Regions from separate parts of the Homo sapiens genome. Here region 1 is linked to region 2. A link is a contact called in ENCODE Hi-C or POLR2A ChIA-PET data. All regions are on one chromosome and are shown on one strand. The core of a region is the stretch at or near the end of the contact, and the rest is flanking DNA. Distances in the headings are between cores, read along the strand shown.

Region 1 (6,318 bases), core at 3,818-6,317, 83 kb after region 2:
AGCTGGAATGCTCACAAAGCTACAGCGTCTTTTTATGGGTTCCATCTAGCTCTAGAGTTTTATGATTCAGTAAGGTGGGTGGTAAATTAAGCTGCTGCTGTCTTCCCACAGACTTGTTTGTGGCCATCAGGACAAATCTGGGGAAGCTCAATTAACACATGTCTGACCTTGGTCAAGTCATAATTCCTCAAAAAACATCTGCAATATTGTGACCTAACAGAAAATTCTAAGCAAATGTTAGTCATTGACAGTGAAATGTGTGAACACTTTATTCTGCAGCATTTTTTGTTTCATTGTGTTTAACCAATCATTCTAAGCCAGTAAAGTTCAAAGTGTTTTAAGATAACTAAAATCTCTGACTTGGGATGTTCTCTTTAGTATTTAAGATGAAAGGGAAGAAAAAAGTGATTTCAAATCAAACCTCCCTTAAGTGCCTATTTGACTAGTAACTGCTTAAATTCAGGGTGATTCACACATTTGGTTAATGAAGGACACCATGAAACCTAACATAGTTGAGACATATTCCTGGAATTTCTGAATCCACAATGATTACCACCTTTGTTTTAATAAAAGTGGTCAAGAAGAGACTGGACTGTAGATGAGACACTGAACTTTCACTAGAAAAACATAAATGCACTTATATGCCAAGCCCTCACACTGCTAAGCAAAGACCCCCTGAGTCAAGAACATCACAGAGTATGCGTCTCAAATCTTAACTATGCCAACATTTCACGGTTTGAAAAAAGTAAACTTTATACAGTGTCCTATATGTCACTGTTGCATAAACTAAAAGATAAAACACACAGCAATTCAATGATGATTGATGAAAACTTATAGGTTCGCTAAATTACACTCACCTGGAAACAATGCATTATAATGCAGATTCTTCTTTTTTCAAAGAAGGGTATCACATTCTCTAGAGAAAATACTGCCTTTCAGGGGTCAGTATTATAAATCCGCCAAGTGATCCCAGTTCAAAATTGAAATGTTTTGTCACCTAACATCAAAGCTTTAAAAATGTTTTTACACTTACCTTCATTTAAGAAAAAGGATAAATGACCCTCTTACAGTTACCATAAAATATTATTATAAAAAATATTTTCCCAATCTGATTTTAAACTCAAGGGTAGAGAATATGTCGTTTATCTCTTTTGTCGCACATAGTACCTAGCAAACGGTATTAACAATATGCTTGCTGAGTGTGCTTTAAATATTTGCTGGATAGGCCGCGTGTGGTGGCTCACGTCTGTAATGCCAGTACTCCTGAGGTCAGGAGTTCGAAGCCAGCCTGGCCAACATGGTGAAACCCCATCTCTACTAAAAATACAAAATTTAGCCAGGCATGGCAGCACACACCTATAATCCCAGCTACTCAGGAGGCTGAGGCAAGAGAATCACTTGAACCAGGGAGGCGGAGGTTGCAGTGAGCTGAGATTGTGCCACTGCGCTGCAGCCTGGGCAACAAAACCAAAACTCCATCTCAAAAAAAAAAAAAAAAAAAAAATTGCTGGATAAATAGATGAATGCCAACTAACACAGTTTCCAAAGGCAGACAGGACCTTTAAAACTATTTTAAGAGTATACTTTCTTTTTATAACTCACCTAGGAACAAAATTGTCACAAAGAAAAATCTGCATAAAGTGAACAAAAACATACTCCCCCCCTTTCCCAGCATGCTCTATTCTCATTATCCTGCTTTATTTTCTTCCAGAGCATTTACTACCATGTAACATACTTAATATTTATGCGTGATTATTGTCTACCTCCTCATCCCATTCCCAATTAGAGTGTAAGTTTAATGAAGGTAAAGATTTGCCTGTTTGTTTCAAGGTTATATCCTCAGTTCACAAAATGTGTGTCCTGGGATACATTAAACATTCAATGACTATTGAATCTATCTTCAGGATTCATTACCAGTGTTACTGTTTGTTCTAGCAGTATTTTTAGAGCTCTAGTTACACAGTGACAAATGAGGATGTTTTACAGATATGTACATATATGTGTACCCACACACATATATAGATACAAACAAAAATTATTTCATCTCTCATGAAATGTTGCTATCTCTAAGGTTTTTAAACAGAGCAGCTACCGGGAAAGGAACATGTTAGAGGAAGCAAATCATCACATCCAAGTCTAACTACAAAAAGGACCCAGAAAAGTACGTAATTACAAAAACTGGTTTGAAAACAAAACTTTCAACAACAATCAGTCATCCCTAAAGTTAAATCTCTCTGGAGCAGAAACTGATTCAGCATCGACTTACAAATTATCGCATTACTAACATCAGGTCTTGCAACAACTGAATTTATCTTAGGGAGGCTTCTAACTAAAGTCCATCCTACTCTGTAGGAAAAGTGGCTGAAATGATAGTCATCACATTTAATCTAATTAATTTCTAAATACTCATCTGCTTTGTTAGACTATAAATTCCTTGTCCAAAGGGGCAGCTATGTCTGTTGTGCTGTTTGTTTCCTTCAACTGGTAATTATTTCATTATTTGTTTAAATGTGTGGATTTTTTAAAATCTGTCTCTAATCGTGAGAGCAAAGAGACACACAGGGCTAAGCACAACAAATAAATATGTGTTGAACTGAATTCAACACAGAGATCAAGATGCCAATAAAATTAACCTTCAAACCACAACCTTATGACAAGGCAATTCAGTTATCATATTAAATATCCATACTAGGTACCTAATATGAAGGCAATTAAATAAGCCACAATTAATCTGTTAACATTCTGTATTCAAACCAATATTAAAGCTATGCATAACTAGTTATTGTAATTATATAAATGAAGGGCTATAAACATTAGGTGGCAGCAGCAGTACACTGTATTATAATCCTGAAGTTGATTTTTTTCATATATAGAAATCTGACCCAGAAATAGGGTTACACAGATAGCTTCATATATAAAATATACAAAACGAACTGAAAACACAGTAACAAAATATGCAAATACAATTATTCCTTTGTATCCAGATTTTTAAAATTATTATTTCTATAAATAAAATAATTGAGCAGTGCCAAAGTGTTGGCAGTTTTCTATAAATGTATTGAAATTTTTGCTTTATCCTAACTCTCTTGACAGTCTACATCCAGGTAGCCAGCTCTACCTTCAGAATGATATCTAGAACGTGAGCACTTCTCACCACCCTCACCACAGGGACTCTGGTGGAAGCCGTCCCCATCATCAACCTGGATCATGACAATAGCCTCCCGTGGGACCTCTGCTTCTGTGCTGGCTCTCCCCAACCCAGTGTCTTCTCCATGTGGTAGCTAGAGGAATCCCTTAAAATGGTTAAGTTAGCTCACTCATGAGCTAACTGGGTCTGCTCAGAACCCTTCAATGGCTTCTCAACTCTGAGAAAGGTTCCACTCTGGTCTTTAGCATCCTTCATAAATTGTCCCCCACACCCTACCCCAGCTTCACGCCCACTGCTCTTCCCCTTGCCCACACCACTTGAGCCATACTGGTCCTTCATCAGACCAATTATACTCTACCCGATGACCTTTGTATTTACTGTTCTCTCTCCCTGAAATGCTCTTCTGACAGATATCCATCCCCACACCTCTTTTAGGTCTCACCTCATATGCCACCCAATCAGACTTTCTCTGACTACCCTACTTAAAATAGCAACCATCCTCCTTCACTGCTTCATTTTTCTCCATGTCACTAATCAGCATCTGGTATATTTTATGTGTTTACTTCTTTACTATCTTCTCTACCAGAGCTAAAAATCCACAGGAACCAAGATTTTAGTCTGTTTTCTTCACTACTTTATTCTCAAAGCTTCAAACAGTGCCTGGTAAATAGTAGCACTCAAATACTTGTGAACAACTAATTTCTCTTATCAAGTAAGCATATAGCAATAGTCCTATAGCTGTTCCCTATCCAAGACAAAAGACATTAAAAGCCAGACTCAGTGGCTCACACCTGTAATCCTAGCATTCTGGGAGGCCGAAGCAGGTGGCTCACCTGAGGGCAGGAGTTCGAGACCAGCCTGGCCAACATAGTGAAACCCCATCTCTACTAAAAATACAAAAATTAGCCAGGCATAGTGGTGCACACCTGTAATCCCAGCTACTCAGGAGGCTGAGGCAGGAGAATCGCTTGAACCGGGGTGGCAGAGGTTGCAGCAGGCCGATATTGCGCCACAGCACTCCAGCCTGGACGACAAGAGTGAGGCCCAGTCTCCAAAAAATAAAAGTAAAAAAAAAAGTTCACTTTATTTACTACTAAGTTCAAGTATGCACAATTGATGTATGTGTGCATAAAAATAAAGTGACACTTTTACATTACACACAATTTAAAAGCAATGTTAAGTCAAATTTATTAAATTGACCATTATAATATGATGGAATTATACGTTTAAAATTTAAAACTATTCTTACAGTGTAGTTAATTATTAGAACTCCAAGCAACCAAGCTCTTGCTTATATTCAAATCAAACAGGTGAACTCAAAACTGACTTTTGTTTTATCTTATCTACTGACAAGTTTCGTGGGCTCAGGGTCTGCTGGCTTCAGAAAGAATTACAGGTTTGCTCTCGGCCAAATGACTCTATAATCGATGTTGACTGCTTAATTCTGAACTACATCAGTAGCTAACCACTGATGATGAAATGCCCAGATTTGGTTTATTTTCTTTACTGTTTACATACTGTAGAATAAACATTTGGGCAAGAAATACAGATACTAAAGGACCTCAAGAAATTTTCAAAATATAGTACACCTGCCAGGCACAGTGGCTCAGGCCTGTAATCCCAGCACTCAGGGAGGCCGAGGCAGGGCAGGGGTGAATCATTTGAGCCCAGGGGACACAGCAACACCTTGTCTCAAAAAAAAAAAAAAAAGAGGGAAAGTGAGAAAAAGAAAGAATGAATGAATGATTACCAGAGCCACAGAAATTTAGCATGCTCCTGCTTCTTGAAAGTCTACTTAGATCCCAATTCATAATGGGTGTGTCCTGAAGTTTCAATTGTAAGTCAACGATTTGGAATCCAGAAAGTTGTTGTGCTACAGGAACAACATTAAGTACATTAGCTAGGTTCCCGGCTTGTCCACAGCAGCTGATATCACATTAATTTATACTTCCTCTCAGAGCTGACTCATTTCCGTTATTCTCTGGGACTCCCTTCTAAAATGTTTCCATCAAATTTTTCATTAAATGACTTTTGTGGCCTAACCGATATAAACAATGATCCTACTTGCTACATGTCACTATGAAAACAAACTGCAGCGCAAAGCAAGAAAGGAAGAATAATTGAGATTACTTATATCTCTAGAGAAGGATGGACCTCACTAGGTTGTTCATATTCATAGACAGGATATTAAAGTTACAGATCCTAAACCATGAAAAATGAATATACAAAAACTATTTCCAAGAAGAAAATCACAGCAACTTGTACCTTAAAGGTTATGGATTGGCTAAAAGAGACCACACACTGGTTCACCTCCTTTAAATCCCCAATTATTTCACCAATACTACAGAACTTAATAGAAGCCAGGTGATTACCCAGAGCCACAGAACAGGCACACAGGCAGTTTCTCTTTGCTTGGCCTTTCCTTTGCCCCTGTGTTCCATACACAGCACACAAGAAAGGATTCTGACTGAGCTGAGAAATTCCTGCTATTTCACTGCCCCAACAGCTTAACTCACAGCCCTGAAATACTCACACCATTAACTCATGTGATTCCATTTAAAAGAATGTTTCACAAAAACCTTTCCTCATTACTAAATGAAACTCAGCCATCACCGATAAAGTCCACATCCTAATTTTGGATGAGAAGTAAGGGTGGTGCCCAACTACTCCTCAAATTTCCCCCATCTCTTGTCCTTCACTGTCCCAAAGGGCCCAGCTCCCAACAGTTCGACCCTGATAGTGAACTGAGATCCCATTTCTGAAATTCTGGGTGATTCCAAAACTGAGTTTGGTCTGAGAATCTTTGTCCCAAATCTATTTCCTCACAAAAAAATTCCCTAAAGAAAAAGCTTACCCCAAAACATAAAATCTTGGCTCAAAGCATGCTCAATATAAGTTCTGCATGTTTGTGGTTAATCAATGTGGCTAATACAACTAATAGCTGACCTACTGTAGTTTTTACTATGAATTCAGAGTACATTTTCTGAAACTCCAACTACTTTATGCAAACATTTTTAAAGATTAACTGAGATAACACGTAAAGGTGCTTAAAATAGTGTCTCTGGCAGAGAATATGTTCCATAAAAGTGAGTGGGTTTTGTTTTCCCAAAAGGTAAGTCATCTGGGCACTGAATCTGATATGCAATTAGCAACATGAAATAACCTCTCTC
Region 2 (6,823 bases), core at 31-2,530:
TTAATAGAGACGGGGTTTCACCAGGCTGGCCAGGCTGGTCTCGAACTCCTGACCTCAGGTGATCCGCCTGCCTCAGCCTCCTGAAGTGTTGGGATTACAGGTGTGAGCCACCACACCCACCCTACATAATTCTTTTACACTGTAAAAGTATTTTATGCTTTTAAATATATTTTTAAATACATATGCTTTTAGATAAATTATTAAATTTAATTAATATTTGAAGAATGATGGAAAAGAAAAATGGATTAAGAGTAAAAAACATAAAGGAGGCACGGAGAAAAAGGCTTTAAATTATTATTTAAATCTGATGTATACACTATTACTTTTTACATAATACAAACTGAAATATACAAGAAACAAAACAAATCACTGTGATATAGAACCCCTTAAAGAAAACGCTTGGAAAATCTTTGTCTTTTCTACACTGCAGGGCAAAAAAACCCTCTAATACTAGAGGTGCAGTATGCAGTTTCACTGCTGGACTGTGTACACTGTGAGAGGAATGCAAACTAAGCGCAAGATTGCTCCTGGAGGGATCACAAAACACTGCCCAGGACACTCTCATCATTCTGTGGGCCTGGAGCATTCTCTGGATCATTAAAACTGTCTCAAGTAGTTGCCACTCTATTCGAATTAGACACATTTCTAATAAGCCTCAAATTAAAAAAAAAAAGTTAATTTTGAAAAATTCACAAAAACAGGCCGGGCGTGGTAACTCACGCCGGTAATACTATCACTTTGGGAGGCTGAGGCAGGCAGATCACTTGAGGTCAGGAGTTTGAGACCAGCCTGGGCAACACGGTAAAACCCCGTCTCTATTAACATACAAAAAATTAGCCGGGCACTGTGGCGGGTGCCTGTAGTCCCAGCTACTCGGGAGGCTGAGGCAGGAATATTGCTTGAACCCAGGAGGTGGAGGTTGTAGTGAGCCGAGATCATGCCACTGAACTCTCCAGCCTGGGCGACAGAGCAAGACTCCAAGGGAAAAAAAAAAAAAAAACTAAAAATTTGCAAAAGACAATATAAAGACAATGATTCTGTACACTTTTTTCACATTACAATTAACTGAAAGTACTACTTTGGGTTAAAAACAGTATTAAAAATTGGAGAAATATTTTAAGGTCTCAGATGTTAAGAGCAACAGTATGTATGCCAATTGTTAGACTGTATTGTGGAAGGAAATTTTAGGTTCAACTATTATCTTAAGCACACACACACACGAGATACTTGCTTTACGGAGCTTTGACTTTTGCTAAATTAATTCACTAAAGATAAATGGAAGTGAAAGCAATGAGATGAGAAGGAAGTTATGACACATACATGGCATCATCTTTAAAATGAGAAACTGAAAGCTCAAGATGATGGCATGTGGGCATATGTGTCTTCTTTTATTTTCTATCTCCTGCCTTCTTCTCCTCCCATCTCTGAGACTCCACTCATGCCAATAAACAAGCTGATCATTAAGTTAAATGCTTCTATATGAGGTCTCAGGAAACTAACTTAGTAAGACTATAGATTACTTTTCTCATCTTTAACTGAGAACATTCTAAGTTATTTTAAAGCAACTGGGTGGGTAGAGGACAAGATTTAACTTTCTTTTTTAAGTCATGAGACTCGTTTATTTTCACAGCTAAACATTAACTGTTTTTTTTAATTCCATATTATAAAATTGTTGTATTTAAATCCAGATGCATTTTTATTTTTAAATATAGAGTAGTTACAAATAATATGTATCTTTTATTTTTAAGGTATACAATAAATTCTCAATTTCTCAACACTAGGAAAGGCAATGTCAGAGGGTTATACAATTAGGCAGAACTGAGTTTACATCTTACCTATTATAAGCTGCCTTAAGTCAATTAACTTCTCGGTATTTCAGTTTTCAATGCTACAAAGTAAGATAATAATGCCTACCTCATAGATATATAAACATAAAATAAGATAAAATAAGTGATAACCTTCAGGACATGATAGTTACTAAAATTAAGTACAGTCTCCACCACAAATCAGAATGAAATCATCCCTTCATCAATGCGCATCCCAAATTACCTAATGTGAGTTTGGGAATAGATTTTAAATTTTACAGTTCAAATAAGCATGTTACAAAACATATCAGAAAGGAAAATTCAAGGCCAGGCGTAGTGGCTCACGCCTGTAATCTCAGCACTTTGGGAGGCCGAGGCAGGCTGATCATGAGGTCAGGAGATCGAGACCATCCTGGCTAACACAGTGAAACCACATCTCTACTTAAAAATACAAAAAATTAGCCAGGCATGGTGGCGGGCACCTGTAGTCCCAGCTACTCAGGAGGCTGAGGCAGGAGAATGGCGTGAACCCGGGAGGCAGAGCTTGCAGTGAGCCGAGATCACACCGCTGCACTCCAGCCTGGGAGACAGAGCAAGACTCCACATCGAAAAAAAAAAAAAAAAAAGGAAGGAAAATTCTATCCGAAATCCAAATTATGAACTATTACAGTCACATGCTAACATTAATACCTTGAATCAATTCTCTTCTATTGATTTTCTTTTTTCTGGGTATGGTGGTGCATGCCTGTAGTGCAGTTTTTTGTTTTTTTGAGATGGGATTTTGCTCTGACACCCAGGCTGGAGTGCAGTGGAGCAATCTCAGCTCACTGCAACCTCCACCTCCCAGGCTCAAGTGATCCTTCCACCTCAACCTACAGAGTAGCTGGGACCATAGGCATGAATCACCAAGACCAGCTAATATTTTGTATTTTTGGTAGAGACAGTGTTTCACCATGTTGGCCAGGCTTGTCTCGAACACCTGAGCTCAAGCAATCTGCCCACCTCAACCTCCCTCTATTGGTTTTCTATTGAACAATATTACCTTCATAGGAAATGAATAGAATAGTGTCTCTCTCTCTCTCTCTGTGTTTTTTTTTTTTTTTTTTGAGATGGAGACTCACTCTGTTGCCAGGCTGGTGTGCAGTGGCGCGATCTTGGCTCACTGCAACCTCCACCTCCCGGGTTCAAGTGATTCTCCTGTCTCATCCTCCTGAGTAGCTGGCACTATAGGCATGCGCCACCACACCAAGCTAATTTTTGTATTTTTAGTAGAGACAGGGTTTCCCCATATTGGCCAGGATGGTCTCGATCTCTTGACCCTGTGATCCGACCAACTCACCCGGCCTCAGTATATTTTTAAAACAGAGGGGGAAAACACCAAAGTGGCCCAGGTTGGAGTGAAAGCTTTTTTCACTGAGATGGCCTCACAGACCAGCACACAACATGGAGTCCCAGAGGTCTTCAGACCCTGGCTGAAAGCTGCTTTCTCTATGCCAATCAAATCTGTAAAGTACAAGATGTCCTGTACCCAAGTGGAGATGCTTTTGTGTCTTTGCTGCTTTCTTCCAAAATACTGGCTCTTCCTCCTTTTTGTCTACTTTATTTCTCAAAATAAGTTGTAGATCATTCTTGGAGGCTCAACGCAGCCCAAAACAATCTTACTCTGCAATGCCCACCCAGGCCCTTAGCACAGCAGCTGGCTATTTGATATCCAATTTAGGGCATTTCTGTCTTCTTTCCCCGCCCAGTCTCATCCATAAGAGCAAGGTCTGTGTTAGCCCCTGGGCAGCCCAGAAGACCACTTTTTTGTACTGATAGTAGATAATACATATATAACTGGCTTGAGGGAGGAAAAAAATTAAGCATTGTTTTGGGCCAGTGCAGAGGATCCCTTAAACTCAGGAGTTCAAGACCAGCCTGGGCAACACAGGGAGCCCTCCTTTCCACTAAAAATAAAAATAAAAATAATTAGCTGGGCATAGTAGCCTGTGCCTCTAGTCCCAGCCACTTGGGTGGCTGAGGTGGGAGGATTCCTTGAACCCAGGAGATCCAGGCTACAGTGAGCTGTGATCGTGCCACTGCACTTCAGCCTGGGCAACAGAACAAGACCCTGTCTCAAACAAACAAACAAACCAAATCAAAAAGCATTGTTTGGATATCTAAGCCACTGTTTCCTTCGAGTATTAATAATCTAGTTTTATGTACCTCCAAAACTGACTCTCACTGACCTAGATAAATGGTTATTATAAGCCTTAAGACTCATCAGGCAAAAGCCTTTTTTAACCACCACTACCTCCAAGGAAAAAAACTGTTTATCAAAATACACACCTTTAAAATTTTTCTAATACTTAGTATCATTATGGTACTGTTGTGATATTACTAATACAAAAATATAAACAGTGGTAGAGTCATCCCACTGTACCTACGGGGGATTGGTTCCAGGGCCCCCACACAGATACCAAAATCCACAGATGCTTAAGTGCCTTATATAAAATGGTCTGGGCTGGGCGCATGGTTTGTGCCTATAATCCCAGCACTTTGAGATGGTGAGGTGGCCGGATTGCTTGACTCTAGGAGTTGGAGACCATCCTGGGCAATGTGGCAAAACCCCACCTTTACAAAAAATAAAAAATAAAAAAATTAGCCAGGTGTGGTGGCACATGCCTGTAGTCCCAGCTACTCAGGAGGCTGAGGTAGGAGGGTCACTTGAACCTTGAGGTTGAGTCTGCAGTGAGCCACGAATGTGCCACTGCACTTGGGTGACAGAACAAGACCCCGTCTCAAAAAAAAAAAAAGTCTAGTATTTGCATACGACCTACACATATCCCCCTGCATACTTCAAATCATCTCTAAATTACTTACAATACTGAATACAATGTAGATGCTATGTAAATAGTAGACTGTATTATTGGGGGAATAATTACAAGAAAAAAGTCTGTACATACTCAGACTTAGCCAACCGAGTATGTACAGACGTACTTTTTAAAAATATTTTCAATCTGTGGTTGGTTGAATCCTTGGAGGCAGAACCCACCGATATGGAGGGCCAGCTGTACTTATTTCTTATGAAAAGAGGTCAATTTGATTAAGTTTCTCTGTTCCTAAAAAATTTGGAATCTGGGGCCCCAGATGCCTGGGGAAGAAAGTATGACCGAAAGCAAGAAGCTTTAACAACAGCTTACTTGATGTCTCAGCTGGAGAAGGGAGTTCCCAGGGTCTCATTAATACTCAGCAAGTCTAACAGTGAGCTACTTTGGTGAAGGCAAACAAGGAAGACTGCTTAAACACACAACAAAGCAACTAAACCTTCTACGGTACTATACTGCCAAAAGGGCAGCTTCTTCTCCTTACAGCTCTTCCATCTGACACTGGTACGGCACTGAGACTCGTCACACCATTATGTACCCAATCTCCACATTGTAGAGCATGACTCAACTATAAATGGTATGAGGACAAGGGCCCCATCCATTTTGTCCACTGTTACATCCCCAGCATCTAGCACAATGTGTGGCATATAGTCCGCTTTAAAATAAATATATGTGTCTATATGTATATACAGTCAAGCAACAATGGAAGTACCTTCTAAGAAAAGCATCACTAAGTGATTTCATTGCTGTACAAACAACACAGATTGTACCCAGACAAACCTAAATGGTATATATTTTTTATTTATATAAAATTTTATAGGGAAAATCAAATGTCCCAGCAACATTATTAAATATTAATTATACCTCTTACTTGATCTGCAATGCCAATATCAAGTGCCATACATCAGGTTTCTACATATGCTCCACTATAATCTTTTGGGACTATGTCATATATGGAGTCCATAGTAGGCTGAAGTGTCATTATGCAGTGTGTACGTGTGTGTATATGTGTTTGAAAATAATGTTTACATGTATGGTATGCTCTTAAATAAGGACCGGGAGGATAGCAAAAATAATACACACACATATGCATATATATGCTGAGTATAATAAATAGATGGCAAAAATAAAGAAAAGTATTTTACCACTTCACTTTCACCATCATAGTGTCATATTGATTTTTTACAATATGATCTGAAGATAATTTGAAGAAATTATGTAAAATATGAGATACCACATTAATAAATTTCCCTCCAAGGCAAGATTACATGTAGACCATTTAATATTCCTTCTGACCAGATCCAAGCTTTACTTATAAACAGTTTATAAGATTCTGAAGAAAATATGATTGCAATACAGTAAGATCTCTAACTGCATTCTGGCAGCACATCAAAACACATGTCCCAAGAGGCCTAATATTGCATGGTCAGCGAAGAGGAAAAGTCAAAGAAGTCTTCTACTTTGCTGTTTCTCTGAAGAGGGAATCACATTAGGCCATTAAGTAGTCAGATACATTATTTTATTGCTTGCAAAACCCTTGGGTAATAAAGAATGAGTACAAATTGCCACAGGCAGTTTTGGAAGAAAAACAGAACTGTGCAAAACAATGACAGTTGCTCTACTGCAGCACTGGACAAATGCAGTAAAGAAAACAGTACATCAGTTGCAGTTTTTCTGCTTAAGTAGAGTGCTCTGCCTTGTGTGAGAAGGAGCTATACAAGCACATAACTGCAGAATCTGTGTGTGAATGCACAAGTAGGACAAAGGTGATAGACTGTAAATGCGTTTGTAAAAGCTATCAAGTCGGATTCAGTCTGTCTTTGACTCTCTCTCTCTCACACACATACATACACACACACACGTGTGCACACACAGAGTTCCATTTCCTTCTAAATAATAAGACTGAGGAGCAGCTACAGTGAAAAGCATGCGCACTCTGGACACACAAAAGTAAAAAAGGTAAAGAGTTTTCATTGAGAGGAACATTAATATTTTTCAATGAGGATGCTAAGACAAAAATAAAGAGTGATACTTCTTTAATGTGGCCTATGAGAGAAGAAAACGACTTACTTTCTATGCAAAGAAAACTCATTTGTATCACACCTTGTACAGGTAAACAGCAAGAATGAGGGATTTATTTTCATGGGATTA

What was found. A loop is a pair of places that touch in the nucleus more often than their neighbours do. ChIA-PET counts read pairs that join two places held with the same protein, here RNA polymerase II (POLR2A). Pooled maps may share reads with other maps.
Region 1: a pooled map shows a loop between it and region 2 (4-fold over the local background). The contact joins two enhancer-like sites. A Hi-C loop is called at or near these places in 4 of 168 maps with a recorded cell type or tissue (CD14-positive monocyte, MCF 10A, naive thymus-derived CD4-positive, alpha-beta T cell and 1 more), 3 of 37 single-sample maps with no recorded cell type and 10 of 50 pooled maps. POLR2A ChIA-PET finds 5 or more read pairs at or near these places in 3 of 52 experiments (GM12878, Panc1 and activated naive CD4-positive, alpha-beta T cell).

Annotation. Positions count from the first base shown.
Region 1 is chr12:116,138,489-116,144,806 of GRCh38, forward strand. All of the region lies in intron 2 of MED13L (mediator complex subunit 13L), which reads right to left. Among named protein-coding and RNA genes, the nearest start is that of MIR620, 7.0 kb to the right of the region's middle. RefSeq lists an enhancer at 3,926-4,070 and a cis regulatory region at 3,998. Within about 2 kb of position 5,068, at least 6 of the 41 ENCODE cell types and tissues checked have a DNase peak (open chromatin) inside an H3K27ac peak, as active enhancers do; they include CD14-positive monocyte, where a contact is called at or near this core.
Region 2 is chr12:116,059,596-116,066,418 of GRCh38, forward strand. All of the region lies in intron 4 of MED13L (mediator complex subunit 13L), which reads right to left. Among named protein-coding and RNA genes, the nearest start is that of MIR620, 86 kb to the right of the region's middle. Within about 2 kb of position 1,281, at least 7 of the 41 ENCODE cell types and tissues checked have a DNase peak (open chromatin) inside an H3K27ac peak, as active enhancers do; they include CD14-positive monocyte, where a contact is called at or near this core.